Regions from separate parts of the Mus musculus genome. Here regions 1 and 3 are each linked to region 2. Evidence: chromatin loops called from intact Hi-C (ENCODE). Cell type or tissue: gastrocnemius. All regions are shown on one strand.

The links. Peaks named below come from ENCODE experiments on the same cell type or tissue, not always from the same donor. Only the 100,000 strongest peaks of a DNase experiment are listed, where the experiment ranks them.
Region 1: a loop joins it to region 2, with 5 times the contacts of the local background. A loop is called at or near these places in 10 of 42 quality-filtered maps.
Region 3: it touches region 2 in a loop (6-fold over the local background); 17 of 42 quality-filtered maps call a loop at or near these places.

What each region holds. Positions count from the first base shown.
Region 1 is chr12:75,167,141-75,175,140 of GRCm38, forward strand. The region is part of intron 1 of Kcnh5 (potassium voltage-gated channel, subfamily H (eag-related), member 5); the gene reads right to left. Among named protein-coding and RNA genes, the nearest start is that of Kcnh5, 6.2 kb to the right of the region's middle. In gastrocnemius, a CTCF peak has its summit at 4,032 (motif pointing left); a DNase peak (open chromatin) is centred at 4,037.
Region 2 is chr12:75,385,084-75,393,083 of GRCm38, forward strand. Rhoj (ras homolog family member J) reads left to right here. Exons shown (of 5, transcript NM_023275.2): 3 at 6,596-6,760. Among named protein-coding and RNA genes, the nearest start is that of Gm34613, 27 kb to the right of the region's middle. In gastrocnemius, a CTCF peak has its summit at 4,541 (motif pointing left); DNase peaks (open chromatin) are centred at 1,671, 1,977, 2,240, 4,545 and 1 more place; H3K4me3 peaks cover 285 bases; H3K27ac peaks cover 3,028 bases.
Region 3 is chr12:75,276,938-75,284,937 of GRCm38, forward strand. No RefSeq gene overlaps it. Among named protein-coding and RNA genes, the nearest start is that of Rhoj, 27 kb to the right of the region's middle. In gastrocnemius, a CTCF peak has its summit at 3,722 (motif pointing right); a DNase peak (open chromatin) is centred at 3,712; H3K27ac peaks cover 2,691 bases.

The sequences.
Region 1 (8,000 bases), 220 kb before region 2:
CCAGATCCTCTGGAACTAGAGTTACAGACAGTTGTAAGCTGCCATGTGGATGCTGGGAATTGAACTTGGGCCCTCTGGAAGAGTGACCACTGCTGAGCCATCTCCCCAGCCCCTGCATATCAGTTATTTATATATGGATTATAACAGTAGCAAAATTACAGTTATGAAGTAGCAACAAAAATAATTTTCTTGTTATGGGGTCACCACAACATGAGGAACTGTACTAAAGGATTGTAGCATTAGGAAGGTTGAGAATCAGCGAGCTGGATGTCTAAGGAAAGACTGTTATCTACAAGTTAAACTTATTTTCCTCCCTGGGACATTTCACAGGGCAGGTTACAGAGAGATGGTAGTTCCTGGTGTGTGATCTGTCTCTACAGAGTGTCCAGGTACTAGGGTAATCCAAGCTGACATGTACTTTACTCTAAGCAATACGTTGTTGTCTGGAGGTTGCAAGGTGGTGTTCCAGTGTCTTCTTTGTTCATTTGTCTGTTGGGTTTTGTCTACACATTAGGAAACTCTTGATCAATTAAGTCCAGTGCTTTAAAGCTCAGTTAATGACTTTAGAGGCTTCCAGCTATTTAATATTTTGCCCTCATTTGGGTCACAAAAGGGTAGAAAAATCTCCCAAATCTTACCTTATCATATATATATGAAAAGCAAGTCTGTATTAAGCCCTGTCTTTGAGGCACAATGTAATATCTGGGACCTATGTTTCTCCCCACCCCCCATCTCCTCAGTAGCCCTTCCAGGCCCAAGTTAAAACTCTGAAAAGCTTTGATGTAGCAGTACAAAGTGAGGCCAGGGAATGATGGAGAGATGGCAGTCAGGGGAGAAGGTTCGAAGCCTTGGAAATACCTACCCAGCAGAGTTTCATAAAATTACCAGCTACCCTGAAGACAGTTCTCTCAGCTGACCCAGGTTGTTTTGGGTATGGATGAGAGAGTCTCCCTAATTTTGGCCCTCACTCCTGGAAGCCTTATTTCTGAGCTCAGCTAAGGAGGTATTTTATTCCTATACGTTGAGTACATAGGAAGTTAGCTATGGTCTGAGTCTGCTTATGAGGCCCCTAAGTTCAAGCACTGTGTACACAGCATCTTTAGAAGCAACAAAAGAAATGGAGGGGCAAAATTCTTATCCTTCAGCTTTATCATGTTCTTGGGGGGGGGGGTTAAAACTAGCATTGCAATGAGTGGGAAGTCAAATACAAACCTAAGATTTCTAGACAGAAGGACAAAAGTGTGTAAGCGGTCTTAGACTGCCGTAATGAAATGCCACAGAAAATTGATGGATTTGACATGAAACATAAACATGTGGCCAAGTCTGACCACAGTTTAGATGACATGTGAGAAGAACAAGGAGAGAAACTCCAGATGCCACAGCCCACACAAGACAAAGAAGACAGAAGCCAAACCCTGACTTCAGCCTTTTCTGGAAAGTGGGATGGGGATGAGCAAAGGAGCAATAGGGAGAGGAACATAATCCGCTAAGGACCAGGAAGGAGAAGAAAAGATGAGGGGATGGAGACAGGGTCTAATAAAGGGGAGAGAGAGAAAAATGTAAAGTCGTGAAAGGAACATGTGAAGAGGATGAGATGAGGAGATGCTGTCTGAAGTCTCACAAAACCTTAACCATCCAGAGGAAAGCACTTTGATGAGAGGAATGCTCAGGAGCTGGAAATTCTCTGATGCAAAGAGATTTAGAAAGAGATGGCAAAGCAAAATTGAAGACATCAACCATAGCTGGGGTGTCCGAAGATTTAAACAACTAATAACTGGCAGCACCAAAACACACATTTCCAAGGGCTCAATGCTGTCCTTACACATATTTAACCATCATCCTAACTATGTAAACCAGGTCCTGTTGTTTGTTACCTGTGAGGATCCAAGGTGTAGGTAAGGCAATGATGTTGTAACAACATGCACATAAAGAAAGATGCCACCATGGCATTGTTCTGCATCACTTTCTAGCACATAGTAGATATTCAGTAAGATTCTGTTGTATCATTGAGTAATTCACCATAAATTGCATGAAGGTTGAGAAGAGAAGTAGTCACCATCTTTAGGAATTTGTCCTCAGACTGTCTAGTCTCCAGTGCAGAGCCCCACTATCCTTACAATGTCATAAGGTACACAAAAAATGAGTTCTTTGTTCTTTAATCTATTCCCCAAATTAAAGGAATTGCATAGACAGGAAGGACTAGGAAAAAGGATACCTTTTCCCTATGATGCAAGTCAGTTGATCAATATTTAGTTACATCTGGCTATCAGCAATTGGCTTGCTGGACTGTAAGCTTCTTTGACCATCAGAAAAACTCTGTTAAACAATCAAGGACTGATTTCCAAAGACAAAACTTATTTCCAAAGATCAATAAGTTCTAGCTACAAAGTTGTTGAAAATAATTTAATTAGAATATGAATGTTGATAAGCACTTCTTAAAATATCAATTAGCCCAGCATTTTAGCCCCTGGATATTAAAATGAAAATGATAGAGAATGTTTCATTTGCACAACAATTTGGACTAGGATACAAGCATGCTCTCATGGGCCCTGCTGATTCGTCCTATGCTATATGATTTCCATCTTCAGATACACAGTGAGTAAATGAACATCTCCAGCTGCATAATCACTTAGTCAGTTCCCTTCACGGACATAGTCAGAACTGTTTGGAAGAATCAGTCATGAGCTTGGTTACTTTAGGAGCCAAAATCAAATTGCACTAACTCCACCAGCCTTTTCTGTGTACTGCATGGGGGGGGAGGGGGTGATGGGACAGAGATCGGGCACAGGGGTGACCTGTGTCCTTGAAGAGTTGCCATCATGTCCCAGCAGTTAATGACCCTATATATCCAGCATTCTAACTAGAAATTTCTAGGAGTCTGCTTCGAAGTTCAGATCTCAAAAAGCTTACTTCTCAAAATTCATAGGACTTTCATTATATTTAATAGTGGCATTTCTCTGATTGAATCAGAGCCCCTAAAAAGGACAAAAAACCATTTTTAGTAAAATTTCAAATTGCTTTTAAACCATTTCTTCATTTCTATGATATTTTGCCCATTTTTTTAGTTTCCATATGAAAACTTACTATATTACAAAGGTATTGCCTACACTTCAGACAAATGTATCACTGCAAATGTTAGGTCTGAGTACCCACGTGTAGCCAAATGCTAAGGCAATGTCTAACATACTAACTAATTGTGATAATAATCATAGCAGCCTTAACTTGATGAAATATTCTAGGTCTGGCCTCTTACACCACTGGTAGTGCATCCTTATGACCAGGAAACTGAACCTCTCAGAGTAATACATTTCTAATCATGCCTCTCGGAGTTTAACAACCTGGGGAACTTTGGAGATAATTTGTTTTAGCTTTGAACTTTATTTTCAAATTTTGGGAAACATCAAAAGGCTAGAATTACACATAGGCTATGGAAATAACTATAAATCTGTGTTCTCTCTTTCAATGAAAGTGCAGTTATGAACTGACTCTACTTCAAGTCTAGTATAAATTATACAAAAACATCTGTTTAGGGAAAATTCTTCTGAAATAGTAAATATGTAGCCATCTCCCTGGGATTAAACCATTATACACATGGAACTTTGCTGGAAACTTTGTATTTCACATATATTGCCATTATACCAAAAATGTGTGCTATAATTAAATTTTCATTTCAAATTATAAATTCCCTATTAGTCTAAACAACATGTTATGAATGTCACATTATAATTATTCATGATGTGTGATTAGCCAATGTAACATGTTAATATTTACTATTTTATTGCTATATTTGTTTAGCCTTAAAACAATTGCCACCAATTTAAATAAACTTGTAATAATTAAAATAAATAAGTACCTTGTTTCACTGAACTTTCTTATTTGTCCTATGTTTTATGTATTTCCTTTTATCCACAAACACTACATAGGTTCTCCTCCACCCCTGTCATAGTTGTAGGGGTTTAGGAGAAGAGAGAGAAAAGGAAAGATGCTGGCTAATCACTAATTGTGGCGGAACCTACAGTGACCTCTTGTGGTAAATGGTAACCACAGAAGCTTGGTGGCCACACAACCTCGCCTAGGCTCACTCTGGGGAGTGTGAGCCACAGCTCCTTCATGAGAGCATTACAATGAAAGCTCAAGATGACTGTTGGCTGAATATTAAAGCTTCAGAGTGGAAATCCACTCAGTCATTACCAACTACCATTGCCTTCTACTAAAAATATAATGGATTATTTTTTAGAAGAATGTCTGAAAGAGGGTTAAGTAAATGGATTTCTTATACATTCTACTTCTGAAATCCAGCAAAACATAGGCACTAGAGAAGGCGAGAGCATGCAGGGAGCAGGAGCATGCAGGGGGAGCAGGAGCATGCAGGGGGAGCAGGAGCATGCAGGGGGAGCAGGAGCATGCAGGGAGCAGGAGCATGCAGGGGGAGCAGGAGCATGAGGGGGAGCATGCAGGGGAGCAGGAGCATGCAGGGGGAGCAGGAGCATGCAGGGGGAGCAGGAGCATGCAGGGGGAGCAGGAGCATGCAGGGGAGCAGGAGCATACAGGAGAGCATGCAAGGGAGTAGGCAGGGGAGCATGCGGGGGGAGCAGCCCTTAGCCAGCAGTGCACACGCTCATTATGTAATGTGGTGCAGGCTCAGAAGTGAAATGATGTTCTTGGTTATTCGTCAATATAATTTAGGAAGTGGTCAGTATAATTTCAACCTCTTCGATATTTTAAACATTTAAGTGGTGCATTATAAGACTTGGGTAAACCAATGCTTCAAAACCAATATGTGGTTTTATCAATATTTCCTGAACAGTGTCTTAACTGTAACAGAAAGCCATTCAAGAAAAAATATATATGTATATATCAATAACTTTTTAACATCACCAACAAAAACCATTTGCCTACCACTGTTCCCTTCAGGTTGGGTCATGATTAAACTGGTTTTCCTGTTTTGTTTTGATACCAAACCACTCTTTCTTCTCCTGGGGGGTTCTGTTAATACCACCTTGTCTCTAAATGTCAGGTACAGCCTGAAAACAATTTTGGAATCATTTTACAAGGAAGAGGTGACAGAGTAAAGAAAGTGCCTGTGCAGCCTGCTGTCTCTAGAAAAAAAATGGAAGATTGAAGCTCCTGAGGACCTCTTGAAAGACCAGCTGCTCCTAAAGCACTCTCCTCTCTGTTTTCTTCTCCCTTAGTCCTGCTCCTCCTAAGAGAAAAACAACACTTCTGGATTTTCATAAAAGAGAGAATTCCTTAATTTTTGATAGTACTTTAATATTAGTGGATAACCTCACATCAAAAAATATTATTTGAATTTACAATTTTTCAAAAACAGCAATGTAATTTACCATCACTCAAACTAGCCATAGCTAGATACTCATTAGGAATTCAGGAAGAACGCACGGGTAAGATATGCTGCCCGTGAGAATGGGAACATTGAGCGTTTTAACATGTCTTGTCTTTTGAAACTAGTATTCCATCTAAAAGTCTCTTGGGTATTTAACTCTACCTGTGATTTTACAACTCTTTAGTAAACAACCTAGTGTTTACTAAAAAAAATAGCTTGCATGAACACTGACCATATAAAGATGGCAGAGCTCCTGACAATTTTTCCTGACACAGATTTGGTCCATAGCTACTCAGGAAAGGAGTCAATAATGGCGCTGTTCGGGTGTCATGAACTTAACCACAGTTATCAAGCCCTCCCTTCTTCATAGCTTATTTTGATCCAAATAGCCAAATATACAGTTAAACGTCACTATAGTTAACAATCCGATAGTTCAGACCAATTAGTAGGACTGTTTCTAACGCAAAGCAATGATAATTGCTCAAGGAGGTAGATATGCCATTTTCTCTGAGTATCCTACATTGAACCCGAGTATTGAAATGCTACACCACAGTCTATAAATATGTCAATCAAAATCAAAAATCTATTTTTAATGCTTACCTAAACATTCCTGTTGTCTTTATAATTTGACCTTTACAAATTCTTGCAAAAATAGTAAGCTCTCTGTGTTTTCAAGTTAAGGATTATCATGTTCCTTTTATTTGTTTTATCAAGTCTTTAATCTTAAATTTTAAGGGGAGAATTCCTTGCTTCTCCTATTTTGAGAGTTGGCAAAAAAAAAATTTTATGTATCCACCCTATACAATGGCTCACATTGCGTTCTTTTATAGACATAGTCACCACTAACAACTTGAATTCTGGTCTTTAGGAGGAGAAAGCAGAGTAAAACAGCAGTAGAGAGGCCATCATGGTGGCACTGTCCCCCAAGACACTACAGATGAGGGCTTCGGAGTTTGATTATAAAATTCTGAGCTTTAAAAACTCCGTGCCAATATGACATTTCCCTTGTTCATTTGGTCTGCATTTCCAAAAAGTTGTCTGGTAGAATCCTAGCTGCTGGGGCTCTCATGGACAAAAACAAATGTTTATGTCTCTCTCCCTCTCTCTCTCTCTCTCTCTCTCTCTCCCTCCCTCCCTCCCTCCCCCTCTCTCTCTCTCTCTCCTTCCTCTCTCTCCCTCTCTCTCATGTGTGTACCTGTGTCTTTGTGTGTACATGTGTCTCAGTACCTATGTGTGACTGTGTGTCTCTGTCTCTGTGTGTGTGTGTGGTTTTGGTTTTCTCACCATCTCTCTGTCAGTCTGTGTGAATTATGCACTTTTTTTGCCTGCCCCATGTCCATCTCTATGTCTGGGTGGATGTCTGTCCACTTGTTTGTCTGTAGTCTTTCATGTCATCTCTTCCTCTTTCTACACGTGTGTTTATCTGACTCTATACAAGATTTGATCTTTTCAAAAGAAAACGGTCTTGTCTGAGTGAGGAAGCTCATCACTATAAAATGCAGCCTCTGTTTCTGAGTTCTTACATCACCTGGGAAGGCTGCCTCCTTGACTCCCTCAGCTAGAGCTCTGCCAGCAGTGCATTCCCAATGTTCTTAAGTTGGCGAATGATTAAATCTCCAGTGTGACAAACCTGATCCATCTCTGAGAATCCTAGAGGGAATTTTATCTGTTGCTCATAATTAAACAATCTCTTAGGATGAGTTTTTCAATTTCTCTGCCAAATTGGGGAGAAATGACAACTGGAAGGCCCTTCCCCCATAAACGGATAGACCAATCACATACTGCAGTTCTCAATTCAGGTACTTGCTGAGGCCTTCCGGTCCTTACTACATATAGATGTGCATAACTCTCAAGTCTCTATCACATGCCCAACAAAATCCCAAGGTTTTACGTCCGACAACTATTCAAAGTTGGGCATAGACAATGAAAGGTGGGATCCCTAAGTGTCAACGCAGGTAAATCTCACTCATACTTGCCGTTAACCAGGGAAAGAAGCACTAAATTAATGAAAGCATTCTAATCCCAGAGTGTAAATAAGATAAAAATATTCATATGTTGTATGGTAGATATAAAGTGGAGATGAAGGGAGGAGACAGATCTGAGCCACATGACGTAAATCATCATTTCATGTCACATTTTACAGAAACGTATTCTATGACCATCTCATCTCTGGTCCAACCTGAGAAAGTTTGGACTGATACTGCTACAAATGATAAACTTCAATCCTGGACTTCTCATTGTGTCTCTCTTCACCTCAGAGGGTGGCAGGGAGTCTATGGGTCTGGTATTCTAAGGTCTTCCTCAGAAACTGCTCTCAAAAAACAAAAAGCGTGAAGTAGAATAACTCAAGAAGATGGGAAATTTGCAAGAAAATCGCCATAAGTCTGTAAATAACTGATTCTAGTAACCTTTAAATTCCACGCAGCAATTGATAGTCTTAAAAGTAATGTTCCCTGTATTCTAGATTTCTATAAGATATTCATAAGACAATGGGTTAATATAGAAGTTTCATGCCATTATGAACTTCTATCTTAATTTATATTGTTCTAAAACCTGAAAGTGCATATGAACCTCACACTAGCGTAGCTAAAAATAATACAGGGATTAAAATGACTGTGCAGTACTATAAGCTATTTTTTTAAATCCAAATGTATCA
Region 2 (8,000 bases):
TTCAACATCCTTAATCATCAGGGAAATGCAAATCAAAACAACCCTGAGATTCCACCTCACACCAGTGAGAATGGCTAAGATCAAAAATTCAGGTGACAGCAGATGCTGGCGAGGATGTGGAGAAAGAGGAACACTCCTCCATTGTTGGTGGAATTGCAGGCTTGTACAACCACTCTGGAAATCAGTCTGGCGGTTCCTCAGAAAATTGGACATAGTACTACCGGAGGATCCAGCAATACCTCTCCTGGGCATATATCCAGAAGAAGCCCCAACTGGTAAGAAGGACACATGCTCCACTATGTTCATAGCAGCCTTATTTATAATAGCCAGAAACTGGAAAGAACCCAGATGCCCCTCAACAGAGGAATGGATACAGAAAATGTGGTACATCTACACAATGGAGTACTACTCAGCTATTAAAAAGAATGAATTTATGAAATTCCTAGCCAAATGGATGGACCTGGAGAGCATCATCCTGAGTGAGGTAACACAATCACAAAGGAACTCACACAATATGTACTCACTGATAAGTGGATACTAGCCCAAAACCTAGGATACCCACGATATAAGATACAATTTCCTAAACACATGAAACTCAAGAAAAATGAAGACTGAAGTGTGGACACTATGCCCCTCCTTAGAAGTGGGAACAAAACACCCATGGAAGGAGTTACAGAAACAAAGTTTGGAGCTGAGATGAAAGGATGGACCATGCAGAGACTGCCTTATCCAGGGATCCACCCCATAATAAGCATCCAAACGCTGACACCATTGCATACACTAGCAAGATTTTATCGAAAGGACCCAGATGTAGCTGTCTCTTGTGAGACTATGCCGGGGCCTAGCAAACACAGAAGTGGATGCCCACAGTCAGCTAATGGATGGATCACAGGGCTCCCAATGGAGGAGCTAGAGAAAGTACCCAAGGAGCTAAAGGGATCTTCAACCCTATAGGTGGAACAACATTATGAACTAACCAGTACCCCTGAGCTCTTGACTCTAGCTGCATATGTATCAAAAGATGGCCTAGTCGGCCATCACTGGAAAGAGAGGCCCATTGGACACGCAGACTTTGTGTGCCCCGGTACAGGGGAACACCAGGGCCAAAGGGGGGGAGTGGGTGGGTAGGGGAGTGGGGGTGGGTGGGTAAGGGGGACTTTTGGTATAGCATTGGAAATGTAAATGAGCTAAATACCTAATAAAAAATGGAAAAAAAAAAAAAAAAAAAAAAGTGTTGGTGGTGCACACCTGTAATCCCAGCACTCAGGAGGCAGAGGCAGGTGGGTCTCTGAGTTCCAGGCCAGCCTGGACTACAGAGCAGGTTCCAGGATAGCCAGGGCTACACAGAGAAAATCCTGTCTTAAAAAAAAAAAAAAAAAAAATCAAGCTAGTTTAGTAAGGGATTTACCCCTCAGTTTACCCAGCAAGCAACAGGGCATTCCTCCAGCTTAATCTATAATCTATTCATGTCAGGCCAGCTCACCTGTCTGACTCGGGCTCCTTGTCAAATATGAGTGACAGTTTCTCTGAAAGTGCTTCCTGCTCTCAGATCCCTGGCTCAGCTACTGGAAGAGACTCGGAGTTCTAAGATGTACTCCAAGCCCCGCTGGCTTGTTTGGCACATGCCATGAGAAAGCATGACGCCAGAATGGAGAGGATTGAGCCTAGCCTGAACTCACATGGCCTGTGGAAGAGTAGAGAGTTAGAGGGGTTTCCCAGGCCAATGTTCAGGGCGAGGTGTCCTCTGAGTCTGCAGCGGATCAGCCATGATGGTGAGGCATCTTACCCTCTTCTCCACGGACCCTCACCCAAACAAATGATAATGAGAAAAGCCTGCTCTTGGACCACACCTCGAGTAGGTGTCTCTCAAAGACAGCAAGCACTCGCAGAAGTAGCAACTAGCACCACTGCCAGAGCGGATGAATGTGGCCTGCTATTCACCTAAGCAGGTGCCCGTTTCTCATCAGAGTGAGCCCGAGTTCCCTGCACATGCGCCCCTCAACACATAAGGTGGCCTACACATTGTGTGAGGATGGTATCTCTCATCGCCAAATCACAGCCCAGGGCAGCTTAGCTGCCACCAACGACTGTGGGACCAGGAAGCGCTGGCCCAGCTCAAGGCTGCGACCACACAGCTTCACCAAGACCTGATCTGTGAAGCTCCTCTCTCCCCACCAGGGTTTCTTCTTCAGAGGCATGTGAGCCTGCAGGAGGGAAGTACAGCTGGGGCTCATTAATGGTAACCCCAGGTCCACTTGGAAGCACACAAGACTTCCTCTTTTGCCATTGGCTGAGCCAACAGGGCCATCTGGAGCACAGGGTCTGGCGTCAACACTTTATGGAAAGTTTGCCTAAACCCTCAGAATAAATGTTTTGCTCTCAATAAGCAACTCAAACTTTCTCACCCCGTGCATCTCAGCGTGGTTTCTAGGAGTGCGCTGTTTGGACTATGCTGCCCTTACAACGAGCTGTTGGTAAGAAGTAACTAAGGACCAATGGGTCCTTAGCTTTCCCAAGATTAGAAGAAAAAAAAAAAGATGAAAGGACGTTGACTAAAAGATGCAATCACAATTCACGAATATTCGGGTCTCATTACCACTTAGAGATCAGAAAAGTGAATTTCAGGGTCATCCCTGGTATCCAATGGGGATAGGGGTCGGGGTTCCAGGACCTGCAGCTGTTGCTGGCTTTGGATAAGGGATGGACCCTTCCACTCTATCATTTAAGCGCTGACTGTATTCAAAGCATCAATCCACATATTAAAGCATTGTATTCCCACAACCGAATGAACATTTTACACTTTACAGATAAAGAAACTGAGACAACAAGAACTCACAAACTACACCGAAGTAGTAGTGACGGGAGGGGTAGGGATTTGAATCCAGAGAATTCGTCTCCACCCTTCACGCTCTTGAGCAACATCCTGAGCTCCCGCCCTGTCCAGCTTTCCGAGACTAGCTGGACTTAGAATATGGAAACCAGAGCTGGTGCCGACAACCTGGGATAAATGGCAGGAAGCTCACAAACCAAAGGAAGCAGAATTCTACTCCCAGCCTCTTGGAGCGTGAAGCACCGGGCAGAACTCCGCGCTGCTTTCCTTACAACACAGACAGCAGGTCCTGGGCGCTTACCAGACATGCGCATTCTAGGCTTCGCACCAGACTCGTAGCTGAGGATGAGTTCCCAGGGATCCGAACTCAAGGGGAGCTAATGGCTTCATGGCTCCAGCACTGTCCCTTTGTGATGAACCTGCTCAAGAACATCTTTCGGGCCCTGGGAATTGACCAGTCTGTCCCACCTCTGTGCAAAGGGAAAACAGATACTCAAAAACCTACATGGCCCCTAATTCCTACCTACCCTACCTTAGCCCAAGTCCTCTTGTGTCCATCCTGGCCCTCCAAAGCACTATCTAGTGGTTTTTATGAGTTAACACACCATCTCTTCAGAAAACACCCAGGCACCGGTTACTCAGAGATGCAGTAGAAGGGTCCTCAGTGCCAAAAGGACCACTTAGCCCTTCCTCGCGGCTGATCGCACCATCTTCACACGTAACATAATCTACACTCCAAGTGTACTTCGCCACAAAACTCATTCAAGCCACCAGCAGGTATGGATTCAACCTCTTGACGTCACCAAGTTCTTTTTTATTAATTCTGCTTCTGCCATACTTCCTAGCCTCAGCCAACAACCAAGGGTGGCAAGCTCCCACCTGCCAGGCATAAACCTTCGTGGAAAGTAACTTTTCCTCTACCATCCTGTTGTTGGATGTTTGATTCTGAGAGCTGCAAGGTTGACGGCAGGAAGAAGGGAGTATGATAACCTGAGACCCTGAAACTGTTTTAGGCTGACTGGGGCATGTGGGGCTTGGATTCCCCAGGAACTTAAGCCTTAGATTTCTGAGACTCTAATGAGCTCTCAAGAGATACCTGTGCTGCTGGTCTGAGGACCATCCTTTGGAAGTTAGTGTAAGAATTCGGATGTAGAGGATCGCCTGGACTTGACATCGGAATTTTCCAGTTCGGTCAGATAAAAATACTCTGCCTTACCAGAGCAACTAAAGGGGGCAGAAGCCTCGGTTCCCATCCGTGGAACTGATATGTGTCTTTTCATTCTCATTCCCTGACTTGATTCCCGGTTCTTAACCTTTATACAGTTCCCGCAGCATCCTTGACAGAGCCACACGTCCAGTAAGTAATCAGTTCTTTTAAACAGACTGACACAGCAGAACTAAGTCCTACAGCAAAGAAATCTAGACTCCGGAGCACAGTGAAGCCCAGAAGCTGAAACCACCAGAAATCCCTGCAGAGGGGACCTGAGCAAATGAACACACCTCACCTCCCCGACTCTATCTTCTAAGCAGCATTTATTCAATGGCTAGCAAATCAAGGAGAAAATAAACACTATCAGTCAGACCACCAGTTATCAGCTCTTCCCTTGCCTGGCTAATCCAGGCTAATCGATTGTTTTGGTTTGGTTGTTGGGGATAGAGGGAGCAGAAGCATTGAGATTTTAAATATACAGTGTCTGCTGCCATCTTGTGGCAACTCGGGGCCAATGCACTTTGTAAAAAAGAATGCATCCCCGCAGTAATAGATTCCTAGATAGCCAATTAAAAAAAAAAAAATCTTAATCTGCCGTCTAAAGTCCCGAGACATGGCGATTACAGTCCCAAACAAAAGTCAGGTCAGGATGCACACATATCTCGATATTCAATAACTCAAGGTTGCATTGGTCCATTACGGACATCTCTACTTTGACCTCCTCTTCTGTGAAATGAAGGCTGAGGGTGCCATCTGTCTAGTGCTCCTGCGCGAACTCCAGGAGATAATACAGTCACTTCTTGTAATAACACCTGGTCCTTGGTAACGATCCCCAGACTCGAGCTCTGGTGGTGAAGATGACGGTGCTAAGCACAAATCAGCTGTCTCCGCTCCAGGCTCCACCCGACCAATCAGTACAGGATTCTTCTACGTCCAGTGCCCCAGAGATTCTGATTTTCTTGGAGGAGGAGGAGCTGCAGAAGCTGCTCGCTTAGAGGTCACTGTAAACCGCACGTTTTAAATTGTTTTAATTTTATTTTATTATTTTATTTGCATGGGTGTTTGTCTACAGGCTTGTCTGTGCAGTACTTAAATGTCTATGCCCCTGGTGTGCAGAAGAGGGCCCTGGAGTTACAGACCTTTGTGAGCTGTCATGTAGGTTTCTGGCCATCAAACCTGGGTCCTCTGGAAGAACAACCTAAACACTCAATAAGCCATCTTTCATCATCCCACATTCCTAAATCCCTAAATCCCACATTTTACGGTGAGTTGTCCTTTCTCATAAAATTAATTGCTGTGGACAGGGTATAGATAGAGGATGAGAAAAACCAATCAAACTGGCCCCGGATCCATTTGTGATGATCTGAGTGGAAAGACAAAATGGCAGAGTAACAAGTGATGTCTGAGATCCCGTCACTCGTGGATCTTAGCACGTGTAACGATTTTCTAAAAGTTCTCCATGCGGCCCTGAAGAAAGCCACCGAAGTCAAAGCCCACAGAAAAGCCGAGGGCTCATCGACAGGCTCGGTCTTGCAAGGTTTCCCTGTAATCACATGATCTTGGAATGGCTCAGAGGTCAGTGTTCCACAACACATACCCATATGTATAATGTATGTATTAACATGTCTAACTGTGTGATGTATGTAGCGTATGGACACATATATAAGAGGAAATGTTTAAGCACACATTACTATTATTTCTATTGGTTATGTGTTACTAAATTCTATTAAAATATAGAACGATTATTTATTGAATGTCCTAAAACTCCTTGGCCACTAAACACCTGGCATTTAACTTGACCACACTGTGGCACTGGGGTACATTAAGGAACAAGTCCCAAACATATTTCTTCAACAGAGGTAATCTCATTTGGCAACAATACTTGTTTTGTACTTTAGCTTACTCTCTGTGTTCAATTTAAAAACAATGTTTAATTGTTGAAGATATTCGTGGGCCAATGACCCACTAATTTAAATACATGTTCCAGACAATGCAACACCAGTGTCCCGGGAGACCTTTATCCCTCCTTGTACTGTCTACGTGGGGGAGTTTCTGAAGACACAGAAGCACAGTAGACAGGTTGTTGCTGGAGGGGCAGGAAGTGGGGAGATATCGGTCAAAGCACAAAGTTACCATTAGGCAGGAATGATAAATTCTAGAAGCTACCATTCACATACAGCTGGAAGGAAGGTGTGGTTATGTAATGGTTATGTGTTGGGAGGCGATTTTATGTGTTTTCATCGTTAAAAATCAATAACTCTGTGAGGAGATGGATTTGCTAACTCCCCCTATCTGTGGTGTAACAAAACATGATGGCTAGACCTTAAACTAATATACAGATAATTATAAAGGAGTGGGTAGACATTATGATGTAAAATTTGTATGTATAAATTTTACCCCAATCAAGCTGGTTGAGTCTTTTTAAGTTGATTGGAAATGGGCAATGTGTGATGAGCACAGCCGCTGCTACTGTGGTCTTTCCCTGCAAGAGTCCCAAGAACCACACAGAGGCTCTGCAAGCAACCTGCGCTAACGCTCCTCTGTTCTTCCCACAGGAGGATTACAACCAGCTGCGGCCACTCTCTTACCCCAACACAGATGTGTTTCTCATCTGCTTCTCTGTCGTAAACCCAGCCTCTTACCACAACGTTCAGGAGGAGTGGGTCCCGGAACTGAAGGACTGCATGCCTCATGTGCCTTATGTGCTCATCGGAACCCAGGTTGAAATGAGGGTGATGGAAGGGTGGGAGAGGGTGACCGAAGGTGTGAAAGAAAGGAGAACCCTGTATTCTATCAAACACCAGGACAGATGCTCAGACATATCGCATCGGTGAGGAGAAGTTCTGAAGGTGCGCAATTATATTTAATAGGAAGGAGAAAGTTTTGATCTGGCCTTTAAGATTATGCTCACAGCTTGTTTTCTAAATAACAAAATAATTATTTAACAGATACTCTTCCCAGCCCTGAATTGATTAATGAAACAAGAGCATCAATTGTACATACTCTCTGATCTTTTTTTTTTTTTTAAAGCTAAACACAATTGTTTCAATACAGCAAAATAGGTGTGTGGGTCCAAATGACCCTAGATTCAGACAGGGCATATCATGACAGGCCTCCCTGATGGCCCTGCTGGAGAAGAAAGGAACTCTCTGCTCGGAATTTCCATAGCTCCTTAGTCACCCAGGTATTAGGGATGTTAAAACACTCATATTTAAAAGCAACACGTATAAAGTGTCAAGGCCTTGAAAGCGTTTGGAAGCTGAGAAAGTTCCTCAGCTTGAATCTCCATCAATGAGCCTCTTGTCGGTTGAGGACTGTCTGAACTATTCGTTGTTCAAATGGCTTTAGTTCTTGGCTGTTTTAAAAATCTGCACTAGTGTTCTGATCTCAGGACCATACTATGGCTGCAGGGCTTTCTATCTGCTTCATACACTACTTTTGATTTCTTATTTTGAGTCCTATTTGACCAAGAGAAAAAAAAATTTTTTTTAAACCGTAAATGAAAGAAAGATGCTTTTTGAAAACAACATGGGCACATGGGAGTTATGTGTGTTCACTTAGATACAACATAGATCTCATTTATCTACACATCTGAGTACAAGTCACGTTTCCGCCCTGATAACTATTTGTTTAAATGAAGGTGGGTTCTTTTTTAACCTTCATTGCAAATATTAATACCTATCCATTACGAGAAAGCTAGATCACGCTGCCAAAATATGGAACTGGCCATTCAAAGCCCTCGCTGTGACTTGAGTCTGTTTAGACTAGTCACTAAGTAAAATGGTTAAGAAAAATAGAAAAACAAATGGCAACTTAAAACTATGACTTTGCATGGAGTCCTAGCGTGACCACACTGACTTCCCTCAGGAAGCAAGCCCTGTGGGCCCACATACACGGCAGTGTGTGACAGCAACTATAGCAAATAGTGGAGTGTCCAGTCTTTGAGCTGCTGCGCCCCTT
Region 3 (8,000 bases), 110 kb before region 2:
CATCATGACACACATGCACACATGTGTATATGCATACACACATAGATCTTATATACATAATCATAATCACTAAACATAAAGAGACACTACAAGACTATCACATTCAGTCAGTAATGTACTCCACAGATTGCTGTATTAGCTGAGAATACAGAGTCAAAAGTCTGCGCTTGAATTCCAGCCCTTCAGCTAGTAGTGTAAATAGCCCTGTGTGCATTCCATAAACTTCCCCGTAGTGAAAGTTCTGGAATTTTGGGTTCTTTAGAAAACACGGAAATATAGTAAGAATGTGTTTTTGTCTTAATCCCAGGTGTGGGTATGAGCAGTCCCAGGATATGAGGCTACTTGGGACCATCTGCAGCAGCTGACTATGATTTGCCTTGTGCTCTAGCAGAGGTGTGGTTTTGCCAGTTGTAGATACTTTCTGTGATTGTGTGAGGTTTGGAATTCTGGGAACTTTTCAGAGGGTATATAGGTGGTAGTTGGTTGTTCAGAGGGATCGGTTGTGGTTTGTTAGTCACTATATCAAAGAATAAACAAAAAGAGAGAACTTAGATTTGGGGATTTTCCTAATTCCTCTCTCTCCTCCATCCTTGTTTCTCTCCTATCTAGTGTTAGCAGGTGAAACTGGTCTGGGTGCGGTGATAAGGGATGGGGAACAATAGAACCCACAAAGTAGCAAAGACCAGCTAGACTTCCCTGTGACTGTTTCCTCATTATGAAGAAGAATGCACTACAGCATTGTCTCACAAGAGGCAGTGTGGTGAGGATGATGCAGTGTGTCTCAGTCTGAGTTCTCCCAAGAGCAGAGTTTGAGTCTAGACTTGGGTTCAGGGAGCTGGTTCAGGTGGGAGAGCAATGGAGTCAGGGAGAAATACCACACTGATGACTTTTGAACAATACCATGTTTGGGCCAGTAAATACTCTGGGTCACAGTGGCTCAGTTGCTCAAAGCAATTTCTGAGAAAGCTTGTAGAATGTCCCTTGAGGTTGTATCTTCTGACATGGGAAGTCAGAGTGTCCACTCCTAGCAATTTTAGCTCCCACCTTTAACAATAGACTTCGTGGTGCCTAAGTACCTTCCCAACTTCCCAGGAATCTTCAAGGCAGAAAAACTGAGACATGTCCTTGAAGGTGATCAGTGACAGTAAGCTTGGAGCTTTTCACCATGGCTAATGCACCAAGCAGAGTAGAGCTGGGCATACTGGCATGGACTCAGTTATCTGAAGTGGTGTGTGAAGCCCTGAGCACAGGATGTGAGGAAAGGCAGCTGATTAATACATTTTAATTAGTAGTAGTAGTATCAGAATCAGCACTGTGGTATGAGCTAGGCAAACTCCACTCATCTGCTAGGTCTTGAGTAGCACTGACACATACACACTGCAAAAAAAAGCACAAGACTCCAAAATTATTGTGCAAGAGTCTATTATAGAGCGCCATAACACAAATATTCAACAGGCAGGCTGGAATTTTTTAATGATGTTTTTATTTATTCTTTGAGAATTTTATACAATGTATTTTGATCATATTCATTCCCCCCTTAAACTCGCCACAGATCCTTCTCATCTCCCTAACCATCCAACTTAATGGCTGATAGATAGATAGATAGATAGATAGATAGATAGATAGATTCTTTTTTAAACCCATTGAGCCAGCTTATATTGGTCAACTACTATTGGGCATGAGACTTTCCCCAGAGTATGGTCAATATGCCAAGTATCCCACCACTGAAAAAAAAAACTGACTTTCCTTCTCCCAACAGCAATTGTGTGCCAATGAGACTTGAAGAAATACAACACTAATAGGTCTGCTAACATGGAAAGGAGGAGTTTCACTGAGCCTCACCTGTAAATAAAAAACTACGAGCAATTAAGGACTTCTGAAAGTGGGAGAAGTAGTCTTCCCTGGGGGGATGAGTCCCCTAATTGGTTATCCAATACAAAATGGTCATCCCTGAAATCAAATACATACAAGTAACACTAATCAGACCAAGCAGGCTCTTTTAACACACACACACACACACACACACACACACACACACACACACACATCAACTAAAGAAAAAGAGGCCATGATTTTGAGAGGGAGAAAGGTGAAAGGGGGTGCATGATATTAGAGGGGGAAAGAAAACAGGGGGTGAAACAATGTAATTATATTGTAACATTAAAATGTATTTTTTAAGTTTAAATTTCATTAACACCGAAACCCATAACTGGCTTGCACAGAATCAGAGACTTTGGAGTGATCAGCTATAACTGGAATGTCTATACACATCTTTCTTCTCAAGGCCTTGAGAGGAAGGAAAAGATGTAGACAGACATCCAGTTGTGGAAGAGGGGGTAGAAAGACTGTAAGAGCCAGAACTGGAGGATAACTCCAAGTGTGAAACAGCATCTTCTAGACACTACAGTACTGATACACATATCAATTCACAGAAAGAGTGAGAGCTCACACAGGACTGCACAGATTCAAACTAGACAAAGTCCTAGCATGGAGAAAGGAGACTAGGCACAAAGTTCCACTCCTAGCTCAGGCTTTGATGTACAACTCAGGAAAGTATAAGTTAGACATGCTCTTTCTACATTCATATTCATATGTTGACATGTGATCCTTGAGACAGACAAGATGAACAGTATCTTAGTCAGGATTTCTATTCCTGCATAAACATTATGACCAAGAAGCAAGTTGGGGAGGAAAGGATTTATTCAGCTTACACTTCCACATTGTTGTTCATCACCAAAGGAAGTCAGCACTGGAACTCAAACAGGTCAGGAAGCAGGGGCTGATGCAGAGGCCATGGAGGGATATCACTTACTAGCTTGCATCCCCTGGATTGCTTAGCTTGCTTTCGTACAGAACTCAGGACTACCAGCCCAGGGATGGCCTCACCCGCAATGGGCTGGGCCCTCCCCCATCAATCAATACTTTGAATGAGCATGGTGCACATATATTGCACACATATACAGCACGGACTCACATACAAAGAGTAAGCCTTGGATATCAATAGTGCTTAGTAACTGTAAAAGATAATGTTCTGGGAAGCAGAAAAGTACAATCTTACCAGGGAAGGAGGAGGCAGCAGGAGATGGTGGTGTCATGGAAACCAGAGGAGAAGGTTAGTCTATAAGAGGGAGTATTCAACACTGTCAAATGCTGCCGAGAACAACAGAAAAACAACTTGAAAAATGTTCGTTAAACACATTTTAAAGATGAAATTAATGGGATATGGATTCCAGGAATTTTTTAAATGCAATTTAAAGTTATCTGGAAACTAGAAACAGTCATAGCAATGTATAAAAATCAAGGCACTAATATAGCTCAACATGAGATTCTACTAAACGCCTTATGTGCCCAGAGCATCACAGAGACGGTGGAGCATTCTGTAAAGCTAATAATCACAAAAACTCTGACTCTTTCCTTGTATTTTGTGTTTTGAGAAGTGAGGTTATGATATGAACCTGGCATGTACAGAAGTATCCATGCCCCCACTCCATCTGTGTGTGTTCCCTGATCACAAGCATTCCCAAATCTCCTTTCCCCACCGAACAATGGAACTGTTGCAAGGCAGCCTAATTACTGAGATGCGGGATGGCTTTCCCAAATGTGCTCGGATGTGCCGTTCAGTCTAGGACTTGAGGGCCTCTTAAAACACCAGAAGCATGCTTGTTTTCTTACAGTAATAAGCAGTATGGTTTTAGCTCTGAGGTTGGAACCCAATGGCCACTAGGTGGAGAAAGACACCCAGTGACCCCTGCAACAAAAACATGAGTGCCCTGACTTCATGACTAACAATTCTCTAATGGATTCAGTGGTGAACACAAGGCACGTCCATGAGCAGTGATGGCAGCTACTCCATACATGTGGGTCGCTCCTCTTTTCCGTGGAATCTCCTTTCCAAGAGTGAGTTGTATGATCTTCTGGTCAGTATAACCTCAGCACTTGAACTAACAGGTCTTACGGCATGTCTCTGAGCCTTCAGTCTTTCAAACAGTCCCAGGAAACACAGCCTGGACTACATCTGGGCTATAGAGATTGTGCCCCTTCATCTTCTCTTCTATTCACTGTACCATCTTCAGATACCACCCTGAGCTTAAAAACTGTAAAGGACCAAGTTGCATCACCCATAAGTAGCTGTGTGTTTACTTGGAGCCTCAGGAAAGAGGGTCTTCAGAATCTAAAGGAATAAAACTTTAAGAATGAAATTTGAAAACAAGAGCCAACACACTCCCAGCACATCCTGAGACTTCATTATTCACACAGATAATAAAGAGAAATCTATTCCTCCAGCCAGAAAGTCCTTACATTCAAGAAAACTAAATCCCTCGGCTTCTTCATCTCCCAGCTTTCAGCCAGAGCACACTCCAGCACTCTGCTTCTGTTGCATCTCTTCCTTGGACTTCATGTGTCCCTTAGTTTTAATATTTACATTAAATAAAGTGATAAACTTCTATCTCCTCATTTCTCATCTAAAAACTCAGGCACACCCAGATTTGTGAATTCTTTATTGGAAACTTCTTTATTCCCACTTTCTGGCTCATCCACACTGGCAGAAAGGAAAACTGAGAAGAGTTGTAATTGCATTTTATAAATGCAATTACCTTTACTGCCCTAGAATATTCCAGCATATCATCTTCATTTGTGTGTGTGTGTGTGTGTGTGTGTGTGTGTGTGTGTGAATGAAAGTATAATTGTGGTCTATGGGATTAGGAATGGGAAAACATGGAGGCCAATGAGAGAATAAATGAAGTGCAGTCTAGATGGAAATACTGAGTGGGTCTGTGCAGTGGCAAGCCCTGCTAGTCCCTCCTCCCCAGAGCTTCCTTTCTAACCTTGCAGGGGAGGTGCAGTTTTTAGTTGCTTCCCTATTCATTTCCAGTAGGTGGTTCTCCTGGTATTCAATCCTGGGAGGATGCAAATAGATCCAAAGGGAAACTACTCATCTTGATTATTCTAAGTCATCCTAATTAACTTAGTTGGCATCTGGAGAAGAAATCGTCTACTTAGCTCTTATTTTGATCTTCACGAAAGCTTCATGGCACATAAAGGATTTAGAGTGGAGATGTTAGGCACAACCTAATCCCTGCCCTTTGGCCGAAGGATGGGGCACTGAAGCCTGGGGAAGCAGCATGCCTTCATTTAATCTCCTAACATTGGTGACAGGTTCAAGCACATGCCCTAGGCTACATCTATTCTGTATCACAATGCTTGTACAATGTTGATCCCCCCCCCCCTCTTCTTGCTATAGAATAAGTCAGGGATTATTAAGTCAGAGGCTAGGAGAGCTTTTAATAATGGGAGTTCAAAATTTAGATGTTTCATCCTCAAAATGAGGTTAGACCTTTAATTACATAAAGACATGAACAGGACAAATACCACACAACTTTGAACCTGGTTCCCTTCCAGACCACCCTGCAGGGTACCAAGATCTTATGAATAATGCAATCCTGAAGTATGATATCTTCCGTGTGAGTGCATATACTACCCCATCCATTTGTTGCATGATATTGTTGAGCCAGGAAACGTTTGTGAACCCCAAAAGACCACCAAGGAGCCGATTCCAATGTAATCGCATTAGGGTCTCTTTGTTACAAGCTTGAACTTGGGCTCTCCACCAACCCCGACATAGCAGGACTGTAAAGTGGAGCAGCCCTCAGCCCTCATCAGGATAAGGTTTTATAGGAATAGCAAGCAAGCAATGGGGGTTTAAGCCAACAGGTGGGTGCTTTGAAGCAAAACCATGAACATTCACAAATGGTCTGGAAGTACATCTGAAACAATTAGACTAATATTTGATTGACTGTTGCTATGAAGTAGCTAGGGAGTAACTCTGGGGTATGGGCCAAGGACAAGCTATGGGGTCCTTCCTGGTACTTGGGTGCAGCTTGGGTTCAGCTGCAGGTCAAATTCTCAGGCTCTTTTTCTTTTAAGATGGAGGGTGGTCCCAAGATAGAGTAGGTTTGGCCTCTATTTTACTATGAAGTAAATGAGATACATGTGTTAGTATTTCATTCTTATTTATAACAGAAAGTTCAAAAATAAAAGTATTTTGACATCTTTGGAGAAAGTACTGGTTAAAAAAAATACCAAGTTGTTATGGAAAACAGGGAAATCCTCTAATTAAACACATGGACACTATTTATTCTTCTCTTCTGCTAGGAGTTTTATAATAGCTTCCCATGCAATTTTACATGGTCTGCACTCCTCTTGCTGGCCTACAGAATATGTGGCATTGTCACAGCAAGGCACAAATGAAGAAAGTGACACTTAGGATAAGTGTGTACACGTGTACAACTAGTAACTGGCTGAACCAGAGCTTGAGAGAACATAGCCCTGGCTGGCATCAAAGCCACATTCCAATCAGTCTGGATCACCATCTCTAGGGTTAACCTCCACCGAGAACCCCTAGTACTTCAGAAAACTCAGCAGCAGGTCTTTCCTTCTCATCTAGCAGGCTGTCCATCACCCAGTTTGAGTTCTTTCTCTGGACACCTCCCCTCTGTGTTCTAAAGCACAGAGGAAGTGAGGCACCCAGACTGTCCCAGACTGGGGAGTGTTTACATAAGGTCAGGATGTGGGCGTTACTCTCAAAGCTTTATGTCAGTTAGAATCAACCCTAACTAGACTTGCCAAGTGACCTACATCCTTTCACCCAGCTTGGTGCCAGACTCACTTCTACCACTAGCCATATTTTATCCTTTTTTAAAAATATTGTAACCTATTCAATAGTATCATTGCAGCTTTTCTGCTCATGTCAAATAATAAACAAATCCCACTCTATCTGCACAGATCCCAAAGAACAAGGTTTTGTCTAGCATTTTTCTCAGAGCCTATGATATACCCAACCACAGCAAAGACTAACCATACATGAGCTGCCAACCCGAAACCAGGCAGGGGAAAGAGAGAGAATTGAATGAGTCTCTGGGAGTTTTTGCTTTCCCTAAGCCTCTTAAAGCTGCTACTTGCCCTAATTCCTGTAGACAGGAGGGTGGCCATTAATGGCCAAATATACTCTCTGCTGACTGGCCTCTGTCTCCATTCCCGCAGAGGACTCATGAATTGGGCAGAGCTTCAGCAGAGTTTCAGACACGACTCATGTCATAAGGAGACACTTCTAAGACAGTTTCCACTGTGGCATGAAGGGTTGTTCACATAGGCCAGCCCTTCCAGGAGAAAACTGTTACATCTTGGAATACAGACATGTGTGTTCTTCTTCCTTACAGCAGAACAAAATGACCCAGAAGCAACCAAATGTAGATTCAGACCCGCCCAATGGACAGGCCCCTAGAAGTTCAGCCAGAGAGTCAGAATAGAGTGTCAGAGGATTTAAGAGAACAAAGAATGGAAGTGGTCCGGGTAAGTCATCAGCTTCAGGAACTCAGCACACTGGGGCAGGCAACACAGTAAAAGAGCCAAGTAGAAAGGAACCTTCAGGAAAAAAAAAAAACACACCAGCAGGTTCATAGAATAGGAACATACTGGAGTCCCCAGCATTCCCAGGGGCAGACTGAGACATGTCCCAGCTTATGATATAGGCAAAGTAGATCTCAATCTAGCCAAGGAAACATGACACATATTTGTTATGTGAGTCCGTGTGGAAGGCCTAGACCTCGGGACAAAACCTCTTGGTCCAAATGGAGATACAATCCAGCATCAGGCCTGGTGCTCTGAGCCTGGGGCAGAGTCCTGCCAGCTGTTTGTTTACAGTCAGAATGGATGTGACTTACAATGTGGGGCCCAACATCTGAGAAGACAGTGATTCCAGGTCACAAGAACTAAAACGGAGTCAGGCAGAATCCATGCAACACTTTTGCTCTCCAGTAAAAGGTGCCCTACCCCATGCAGGTACAGAATATCCTGCAGGCACAGGAGGTGACAAGTAGCCAGTATTAGGTTACAGACCCTCCTCCTCTTCCCACAAGCCAGGCCATGTCTCCTGCAGCCTGTCTTCCCCTGCCCATTTGTAGCTACAGCCTGCATCCCCCACTCACTTCATCGAGATTCAT